2 separate regions of the Homo sapiens genome follow, and region 2 is linked to region 1. The links are chromatin contacts, found by Hi-C or POLR2A ChIA-PET in ENCODE. All regions are on one chromosome and are shown on one strand. Each heading gives the region's core, a stretch centred on a gene start or an enhancer-like site at or near the end of the contact. The rest is flanking DNA. Distances are from core to core; before and after follow the strand shown.

The links. A loop is a pair of places that touch in the nucleus more often than their neighbours do. ChIA-PET counts read pairs that join two places held with the same protein, here RNA polymerase II (POLR2A). Pooled maps may share reads with other maps.
Region 2: a loop to region 1 is called in a map of B cell, with 2.9 times the contacts of the local background. The contact joins the enhancer-like site here to the promoter of HIGD1A in region 1. A Hi-C loop is called at or near these places in 8 of 168 maps with a recorded cell type or tissue (B cell, CD4-positive, alpha-beta memory T cell, CD8-positive, alpha-beta T cell and 4 more), 7 of 37 single-sample maps with no recorded cell type and 16 of 50 pooled maps. POLR2A ChIA-PET finds 5 or more read pairs at or near these places in 14 of 52 experiments (A549, CD8-positive, alpha-beta memory T cell, Caco-2 and 9 more).

Annotation. Positions count from the first base shown.
Region 1 is chr3:42,801,829-42,807,160 of GRCh38, forward strand. HIGD1A (HIG1 hypoxia inducible domain family member 1A) reads right to left here and starts at 2,662. Exons shown (of 4, transcript NM_014056.4): 1 at 2,608-2,662. RefSeq lists a silencer at 2,618-2,837 and an enhancer at 3,699-4,496.
Region 2 is chr3:42,846,155-42,851,422 of GRCh38, forward strand. The region is part of intron 2 of ACKR2 (atypical chemokine receptor 2); the gene reads left to right. All of the region lies in intron 1 of LOC124909373 (a long non-coding RNA gene), which reads right to left. Among named protein-coding and RNA genes, the nearest start is that of CYP8B1, 27 kb to the right of the region's middle. Within about 2 kb of position 1,782, at least 12 of the 41 ENCODE cell types and tissues checked have a DNase peak (open chromatin) inside an H3K27ac peak, as active enhancers do; they include B cell, where a contact is called at or near this core.

The sequences.
Region 1 (5,332 bases), core at 1,412-3,911:
ATTTCTAAACTAAAAAATCATTTGGGAATTGTCTTTAAAAGCAAGAAAGTTGGTAGCCGGGCATGGTGGTGCACACCTGTAGTCCCAGCTCCTCAGGAGGCTGAGGCAGGAGGGCTGCTTGAGCCTGGAAAGTGGAGGTTGCGGTGAGCCATGATCCAGCCACTGCACTCCAGCCGGGGCAACAGGCAAGACCCTTGCTGAGGGACCCAACAAACAAACAAAAACAGGACATAAATCGTTTTTTAAAAATAGCAAGAAAGTTGGTAGTTTTTCTTATAATTATCTCACATCTGGCTGACTCTAATTCTCCAACAGGTCAATGGAGCAAAAGGTTTTTTTTTTTTTCTCCTTTCAGGAGGGAGGGGGTTAGTTGTCTCTTTCCTGTATATAAATCAAGAACAGAAGAAAACCTATTTCTCCGTTCTTCATCTATGATACAGACTCTGAAGCTTGTATGGATAGGGCATTTGACCTGGGTTTCAGAAAGTAGCCCCTGCGGTAAGCATCAGGGTGTGGGGAACAAAATGGTCATTATTTGCTTGAAACGACAGATGATAATCTGTCTGTGATTCCAGAATACCTTATGTGTACATTTCAGAATAAAATTAGTAAGGATTAATATTTAAAAATCCAACACATATCAGTTATTTGTTATTCTGTAGTCAAAATATTATAATTCCCATATAGTACATATCTAAAATACTCTCTGAATACAAAATTTTGATAACTGTCTAATTACCACGTAGAAGTTTCCAAAGTATTCATGGTTTATAGCCACCTGAATTGAAAACTGGTTAAGTATCAGGAACAATAAGTTCTAATCATATAATTTGAGAGTAACAAATCAGATGAATAATCCAAGCCAATAGCCTTATTTTACAGGTGGGGAAAGGGTTGTGAGAGGGTTATACGAATTGCTCAGTACAAGGAATACATGTCTGGTGGGGTAGGATTAGAATCCAGCTCTTCTGATAGAGAGTCCTGGGTTCTTTTGATTGACGATATATTGCCAAAGCATCAATCTTACGCTGCTGATGTAAATTAGATTAAATTGGCAGATAAGAATTCTGATTAGAAAATTTAAGAATCCATTACTCAACAGAAGCCCACGTTGTTCTCTTTGAATGATATATATAAAAAAATCATGCCTAAGGTAAACGGAATCTTCTTCAGTGACTTAACTCATCTAACAATTTCAATTGTGATTTGAAAAGACTTTTTTCACTACACCACTGCCAGACTTTCCTTCATTATCGTTTTCTCATCCACCCACAGTAGTTGTCCCAGATTTCTGTCAGAAAGTTGAATAGACGCTAAAAAAGGCACCAGTAACCAGATATTTAAAGTCAGTTTGGAGAGCACAAATTAATTCTGTACGCTTAGTAAGACACGACTGAAGACCTTTCCACAGGGAACCTAAAGAGGCATTAAGGGAAGATGAGCCGTCCAGCATCAGGAGACGTAACAGGTTGAATGAAGGATCTTTCTTCACAGTCATTTTGTCACGGGAATTACTATCTAAAGCAACGCTGGCTTCAAACTGATTTTGCATCAGTCGCCCATCAGCTTGTTTAAAATGGCTGCCAAGGCCCCAGCATGGAGATCCGGATTCAGGTGGTCTGGGGCAGAGCTCAAGGAATCTTTAAGAAGCCCCTTCAAGTGACTCTGGTGCACAAAGAGAACTCCTAGTATACAGGACTCCAAATATGTGTGTCATGCTGGAGCTTCATGACCAGGTTGTCACCGCTTCAACCTGTTAGAACTTTCCATCCAAACCTGTCTTACTCCAAAGTGCCTTTGTACTTCCGGAAGCAGGGATCCCTGTCGTGGGGATTACTCCGAAGAGGGAAATAGCTGCTTCCCACTCCGGGAATTTAAGACAAAGGCGAATATCACTGCTGCATCATGTCGGCTGCTCCTAATTCTGCCCTTACGCTGTGCTTTGTAATCTCTAACCCGCCGACTCGGCAGGAGAAAAATTTAATTCGGTCACAGAAGCACTACACAGGACCCTAGGCCTTATCACTTTCCCAGGGTGGAGGAAACACCAGGTCGGGGAGAAAAGCAAGACCAGGACTGGAAGGTCCTCTGCTAGTACGCCCTCCCCTCAACCTCCCGACCTTCCTCGCCGCCTCTCTTCCTGTGACCTTGTCGTGACTCCGTGACCGGAGCGCTCGCTCTCCTATCCCGCCTCGCCTGCCGCTTAGCCCGCTCTTCAGAATGTTCCAAGCTCCGGGGAAGCTCCCGCTCCTCGCTCCCCGCCGTCGGGCCCAGTCAACACCCTCCTGGCCCCCGTCTCTCATTACCACCCCATCAGCGAGTCTTCCCCGCTCGGCAACTCACTCCACAAGCTTCTGCTCCATCTCCTCGCTGGCTCCGTCTCCCCTCACCCGAAGGACCCTAGGCCTCGGCTCCCGACTCCTCTCATCCGCCCATGCTCGAGGCCGGGCCTGAGCCCCGGCAACTCCACCTCTCCTCCCTCATTCGAGACACGGACTCCCAGCCCCCACCCCCAAAGTCCTTTCGGCCTGGCCAAGCGCTGCCCCACTTCTTCCCGCCCCGCGGCCCGAGTCCCTGGCTCGCAGTCCCCCGGCTTGTTTCGCTTACCTAGAGCGAGAAAACCTCTCACACCCCAACCGGCTTCCGATCCCTGCAGGCGCACCCAGTCCTCCCGGCTTCTCCCCACCCACAGCCGTCCCAGCCAATCAGAGGCCAGCGGCCGCAAAAGGACGCGTGCGTGTGCGCGGCGGGTGGGGCAGTGCAGAGCGGGTCCTGGATTGGCTGGGCCGGTGAGTGCTGGCCCACTACCCCGGCTCTAGCGTACTGGCGGAGACAGACGTGAGAGCTCGGCGCCTGGGGTTCGCGCCCGGGCACTTGAGGGGCTTTGGCTCCTGGCCCAAGGACTCCTCAGATTTCTCCTGCCCTTTTCCCCTCGGGCAGCGGAGGCGAGCACCGCGAACGCCGTGTCCCGAGCGCCGCCGCCTGCGGACGCCTCACGGGCCGGGAAGGGATGCGGGTGAGGGGTTTCGGCTGCGGGTGAGGTTGTGTTCCCCGACCCACCCGGGTCCGACTGCTTGTTCTCGCCGTTCAGTAACGAGATGCAGACAGACTGGGAAAGAACGGAGTTTATTTCTGCAACAGGTTACAGGGAGAAGGTCGGAGTAACTCACCAGACCAACTCAAAATTATTAATACAAGTTTTTCTAGTGCTTAAATACATTCAGTGCATTTACAAGTCGAAAGCCAAAGTGTTTCACTCAAGCCAATCTTTAACGGTAATAGGGTCAGGTGTCTAGACAATTGCTTCAGAGCCTTGGAAATAATCTAAAGTGGGTCCTGGTACAAGGTGTGCAAGAACAACTCCATTATTTTAATTAAACTCTAGGGGTTGAAAAAGCTCAGGCGGGATCCTAATGGACTTGTCTTTACATTCTAGCCTTTCTCCTAAGGCACCAGTTTCTCCAATGTTTAACTTATACATGCATCAGAATGACAGTGAGGCGTTGGTGAGAGCTGCTCTGGTTGCTAATGGAGATCTGGCCTGCCACAGTGGGAGCAGAGCTTGCCCAGTGCGCCGGGACGACTGCGGGCTCCATCCATTCCGCTCCCAGGGCGGTTGTCGGCCAGGACCGTGAGCTGTCAGGTCCCCCGCGGGATCCTTCCTGGAGCTTACACTATAGTAGGAGGCAGCCAGTACTTGCAAGCACGGGGTCGCGGGAACTACGACCTCACCCAGGCCAGGCGACCTTTCTCTCAAGAAGGAGATGTCAGAGGCCCCTCGTGACAGCGAGCTTCCGGGGACAGGGCTCCTAATGTGTTTGTCAAGTAAATAATGAGTAATAATCCGGCCAATTGGTGGGTCAACGAAAAAAGTCAAACTCTAAGATATTTGAAGAGATTTATTCTGAACCAAATGTGAGTGACCGTGGCCCCTGACACAGCCCTCAGGAGGTCCTGAGAACATGTGCCCAAGGTGGTCCAGGCACACTTGGTTTTATACATTTTAGAGAGGCATGAGACATCAATCAAATACATTTAAGAAATACATTGGTTTGGTCCAGAAACGGGGGACAACTCAAAGGCGAGAGGGGAGGGGGCTTCCAGGCTATAGGTAAATTTAAACATTTTCTGGTTGATAATTGGTTGAGTTTGTCTGAAGACCTGGGATCAACAGAAAGGGAATGTTCAAGTTAAGATAAAAGATTGTGGAGACCAAGGTTCTTTTGAAGTCTTGTAGTGGCTGCCTTTAGAGACAATAGATGACAAATGTTTCCTATTCAGATGTTTGAAAGGTGCTAGACTTTTAATCTCTTTAGGATTGGGGGGCCTGGAAGAAAAAGATCTAGCTATGTTATAGGGATTCTTTACAGATGAGAATTTTTCCCCGCAAAGGACAGCTTTGTATGGCCATTTCAAGATATGGCAAAGAAATATGTTTTGGGGTAAAATATTTTTATTTTCTTCCTTGTCTTATAATGTTATGCCAGAGTCAAGTTGGAAAGTAAGTCACGATATATAGAGTTAAATAAAACCCATTTGATGATAACTTATTATTTGTGGGGCATGACTCCCCAGACCCCTTAGATAGGAATTTGGGCATGATAAAAAAAATCAGAGCTTAGTCCTCAGATGCAAAGCATCTACAACTGCACCATGGAGAAATCTGTGATTAAGTTAGAGTTTCTTGATATAACCACAAAACAAGGCAGACTACCAAGTGCTCGTCATACAGATAGGAACTAAATGTCATGGGCTCAGGATTTTGAAAATCGTTCATCTCATAATTAAGATACATGTAAGAAACATTTCATGCTATGGATGATTAAGAACTTCATACTTCGCTGGGCACGGTGGCTCACGCCTGTAATCCAAGCACTTTGGGAGGCTGAGGCAGGCGGATCACCAGGTCAGGAGATCGAGACCATACTGGCTAACACAGTGAAACCCCGTCTCTACTAAAAATACAAAAAATTAGCCGGGTGTGGTGGCGTGCACCTGTAGTCCCAGCTACTGGAGAGACTGAGGCAGGAGAATGGCGTGAACCCGGGAATCGGAGCTTGTAGTGAGCCAAGATCGCACCACTGCACTCCAGCCTGGGTGACAGAGAGAGATTCTGTCAAAAAAAAAAAAAAAAAAAAAAGAGAGAACTTCATACTTTGATTATATGGTAGCTTTCAGCTCCTTGAAGGCACATATTTTGTCTGGATGATCCTGGTATCTCCTTGAATGCTGCCTGTGTGCTCAATAGAAATTCAATAATGGTAAATGAAGAAAGATGTAAATGCTGCAATAACTGGAGGGTTTAAAAGATAAGTAGGGATAGTCAGGAACT
Region 2 (5,268 bases), core at 532-3,031, 43 kb after region 1:
CAAGTGCCATGTAAGCATCAGCATTATTGTTCGGCCCCTAGTGCCCTGTCTGGAATGAAACCCAGGACAGGCCCTCAGGAAGGGCTTCCTGGATGGACAGATGGGGTGATAAAGTGAAGGGGTGGTCAGGCAAGGTCCCCAGTTCTCAACTGTTGATTAGCTGTCAGCTTTCTCAGTTTCCAGAGACCTTGAAAATATTTAAAAGAAAATAGTTCCCAAGAAATGAAACTGGCTCCAGAAAGCTGACAGCTCATCCTGTCCATGACACTTACCCACTTCCAGGGTCACCTGCAAACACCAACTTCCTAGCCTTACAGTATGTGATCTTCTTTGCCTGGAACCCGAGGGTGCATCCAGCTGCTGCTATTTTTGTCCCTGGCTTTGGGCTGAACTAATAATGTTATGAGAAATTTTAAGAATTTGTGTTGGGCTGCATTCAAAGCTGTCCTGGGCTGCATGCGGCCTGTTGGTTGGATAAGCTTGCTCTATAGTCACTTTACAGACAGGGAAACTGAGTCCCAGAAAGCCTCAGGTGGTGGAGTCTTTGTATAAGAAGCGGTAAGACCACTGTTAGGTAAGAGCAAGTAATTCTAGGAAGGCTTTCTACATCAAAGCCTGCATTCTCCCAACAAACATTTACTGAGTGTCTACTGTGTGTCCAGTGCTGGCTGGGCTATGCAGTGGGGGATGTTCAGATGAGCAAGCAATAATTCTGTCCTGGAATCACTAACCAGATCTGAGGTGGAGGGGCTGGGGAGCAAAAAGGAGCAAATAATTACACAGAATATTCACAAAGACAATGAGCAAAAGAGCACCGGAGTAGGAGTCAGAAAGTCCATGTGGCTGCTATCAACTGTGTTTCTGGGCAAGTGACGGGGTTTCTGAATCCTGGCAACCCTGTCTGCAAAATGGATGTGATAACTTCAGCCTGGCCTAACCCACAAAGCAGATGTCTGGAGAACCACTCTGTAATTCTAACATGTAGTAAATATGTAAGTGAAGATATTTTGATAAATGAATACATATATTGATTTCAAACAAATGCATTTGTAGCAAGGCAAGGGACTGGCAGTTGGGGAAAGGATTATACATAACCCCTTAGCTGAAGGGTGCCTTGGGCAGATGTACAAAAGAGGAGATAACACAGTCTGAGTGGCCAGCGGGGGCCAGGCTGGGGACAGCACAGAAAGAGGAAGTGGAAGAGGTGAGAGGAGCATCATTTCCTTCCTTTTGTGCCGTCAATGGAGCATGTTAGGAAGATCTGAGGTTCTGGCATAACAGCAAATAAAAGTGAGTAAATGTGGGCTCTAACCAGGCTTCTAAATTGGAGGGCAAGTTTGTAGCCTAGGAATTCAAAGTTTTAAGGCCCTAGAGAAGGACTGGACTGACTCTCTCATGAGTTAAGCCAGAATGGGGTGAATTTTGCCCAAGGAAGACAGAGAAATAAAAGAAAAAGAAACAGTGAGACAGAGGATGAGGCAGGGCCAACCCAGGGCTCTCCCATCAAAAACCAGGCTGTCAAGAGCTGCCAGACTCAAGAAGGGGCAATCAGAGCATGAGCTTGGTGGTGCTGGAGGGAGGATGCCTGATGGAGAGCAGGGGTGGGGGTGGGGGATCTGGGGCTACCTGGCCAGGCTCAGCCCTTCCTGGAACTCTTTGCCTGTGGAATTAGGACTGACTCCTCCGACTGCAACCTGCCCATTCCAGGAAAAAGCCCAGCCCTTGTTGGGAAGATGCCTCAGTGAGTTTCAGGGAAACGGGAAACCTAGTTGCTCACACAAAGGCTCAGAGGTCTCCCAACCACCTGCCCTGCATACCAGGGAGTGTCTGACGTGCTATGGCTGGGGGGTGACACTGAGGGAGTGACTTAGCCGTGGGCCACATCTCATTAGGAAAAGCAGCTTAACAGGAAACAGATGGGTTGAAATATTTTAAAAGAGGATGAGACAATTTGAACAGCAAGATAAATAATGAGAGTAACAGGATAAAATAAATACCCATGAGTTCATACTAATATAAATACTTAAGAAGAAAGGCTAACTCTTTTAAAAAAAAAAAATTTTTTTTTTTTTTTTTTTTTTTGAGATGGGGTCTCCCTCTGTTGCCCATGCTGGAGTGCACGGCACAATCTTGTCTCACTGCAGCCTCCACTTCCCGGGCTCAAACAATCCTCTCAACTCAGCCTCCCAAGTAGCTAAGACTACAGATGCATGCCACCACACCTGGCTAATTTTTGTGTTTTTTGCAGAGATGAGGTTTCGCCATGTTGCCCAGGCTAGTCTCGAACTCTGAGACTCAAGCCATCTACCTGCCTTGGCCTCCCAAACTGCTGGGATTACAGGCAAGAGACACTGTGCCAGGCCCAGCTCTTTCTTATAATAGAATTCTAATTAATACATGTAGAAAGAATTCTAATTAATATATGATGGAAATAGAATATCACCATTTGGAAAAAACCACAGTAATAATTACTGTTGGAAAGTATAAATGGATGCAAAAATTAGTGGACAAAAGCATGATGAGAAATAGGATATTTGTGTAGTCTCAAAGTAGCAAGATACTTACTAATTACAAAAGGTAAATAGTAATTTCACAGTGGAAGAACTTGTTAGATACCACATTTTTCAAGTGATCAAAGTTAACATTGCCAGGAAAGAGACATCTTTAAATTATGTACCTCTGATACGTATACTGAGGACATAAGATCACTTCTGTGTTGTTCCTGCCCAAAATACACAACCTCAGTCTAATCCTGAAGAAACACCACACTGAAATTTAGGGACATTCTACAAATGAACTGGCCAGTACTCTTCAAAACTGTCAAGGTCATGAAAGACAAAGCAAGACTGAGGAACTGCCCCAGAATGAAGAGACAAAGGAGACATAAGAACCAAGCGCATTCTGGTTTAGATCCTGGGCCAGAGAAAGGACATTAGTGGGACAACTGTTGAAATTTGAATAAGGTGTGTAGATTACTCAATAGTATCATGTCAATGTTAATTTCCTTGTTTAGATTCTTAGTCAGTACTGTGATTATGTAGATGTGTTAAAAGTAAAACCTTAGAGGCCGGCTGCTGTGGCTCGTGGCTAGAATCCCAGCACGTTGGGAGGCTGAGGCAGGTGGATCACTTGAGCTCTGGAGTGGGAGACCAGCTTGACCAACATGGTGAAACCTTGCCTCTATTAAAAATACAAAGATTAGCCGGGCATGGTGGTGGGCACCTGTAATCCCAGCCACCGGGCCGAGGTAGGAGAGTTTATTGAACCTGGGAGGCACAGGTTGCAGTGAGCCGAGGCCGAGCTCACACCATTGCACTCCAGCCTGGGCAACAGAGTGAGACTCTGTCAAAAAAAAAAAGCAAAACCTTAGGCAAAGTAAATGGAGTTTAATTGAGCAAAGAACAATTTGAGAATCAAACTAGATTAGGTTCAGAGAAACTTGGGTGCTGCTGCATGTGGAAGAAGACTTATGGACAGAAAAGGAAAGTGATGGACAGAAAATGGAAGTGAGGGACAAACAGCTGGATTGGTTACAGCTTGGCGTTTGCCTTATTTGAACACCATTTGAATGGTTGGCCACATGCGATTGGCTGAAACTCTGTAATTGGCACAAGAATAGGTTATAGCCTGTTTATACATTCAGTTTGGTTACAGTTCATTATGTGTGGAGAAATCTTTACGCCAAATTTAAAATATGTAAGTTTTATATATTAAATGTATAAAATACATGTCTTATATATTAAAAGTATATAAAAATATATGTTTAGCCTTAGGCTAAATGCAATTTAACTGATGTTAATATTAGGGGAAGCTGGCAGACAGGTATCCAGGAATCTCGTGCTTTATTTTGCAAGTCTAAAAATTATTTTAAAATAAGGATGTACAAAAGGGGGGAGGTGAGGGAGAATAAAAAAGGAGCCCAGGTCCTAGAACTTAGCTGTTCTGTGGGAGGGACCGAGGACCCTGTGGCTCTTGTTGGGCAGCTCCTTGGGTCTCTCTATTGGAAACTAGTGTTTGGCCTAGAGAAACTTGGAGGCCTCACTTGAAAGGTCCCCTGCTTCCTTCTGCCTGAGTAAAAACCCATCATAGTCTTAATGTCCATTCTTGGTAGCCTGTGGACCCCAGAGAAAGGCAAATGTCTAAGTCCATATCCATCTTCTTGGGACATTCCGTTCTCTGACGCCTGTCTGAGGGACTATCTGTACCCCCAATAAACTTGCAAAAACCGAGGCCCAGAGAGGTGAAGCCACCATCTCTAGGTCACACAGCCAGTAAATGCAGAGCCAGGTCCAAGCCCAGCTGTGTGTGACTCCAATGCCATGCCTTTAACCACCTGACATTACTACTCTATTATTGCTCAGTCCAGGTGGAGACAACAGGCATTCACCAAGCACTTGCTGTGTGTCAAGGGGGCAGTGGGACTGGAGGTGAGGGTGGCTGAGGTACTGATCCTGGACCACAGGTGCTGTCCTGGGAAGGCAGACCCTCATACTGCTAAGCATATGTCAGGTAATGCATCATATATCCACAGTCATTCATTCATTCAGTCTCTGCTCTTGCCTGTCCCTGGGCTCTGGGTGGTGGGTCAGATATGGTCCTTCCCCTGAGAGCTCCTGACCCAGCAGGGGAACAGATAGTTAAATAGGCAGCTAATCATACAGAGATGCCATGAAGGGGAGTCGGGGAGAAGGGAAAGAAAGAGGGAAGATGATTTGGAAAGTCTGGGAGATGAAACTATTGGTGACACAGTGGGTGTAGCAGACACAGCCCTGCTCAGTGGGAGTTATGGCCAGAAAAAGAGATTGGGTGGAGTTTAGAATTGGGGCAGAATGGGACTGAGATCTTGCTGAGAAGGTATCCAGGATGAAGAAGCTGAAGGTGATGTTGGGAAGGCCCTTCAGGTAGACACAGGGTAAACAAAGGCCTGGACCTCTGGGATGGGCTGTTAGTGTACTTGACCCAGCTACTAGGGAATCATTCCAGAGAGGGGATACATGCTTTCCAAACACTATCTTTGGGGGATGCTCTTTTATGGGGTGGGAGTCATCTGAGCTTGACTCTTATCAATGAGAGAAATAGCTCATGGCTATGCAGCTGAGATGAGGGCTGGGGCAAGGGCAAAGGGATTTTTTTTATTCCAGTTGAAAGCAGGATATACATAGGCTGCTGTCCAGAGAGGGGATGAGCGCATGGAAAGGAATTACACTCTGTCTGCACTTCCCTGAGGAAGAGGCACCTGGCGCTGCCGCTCTCCTCCCAGGCTTGTGG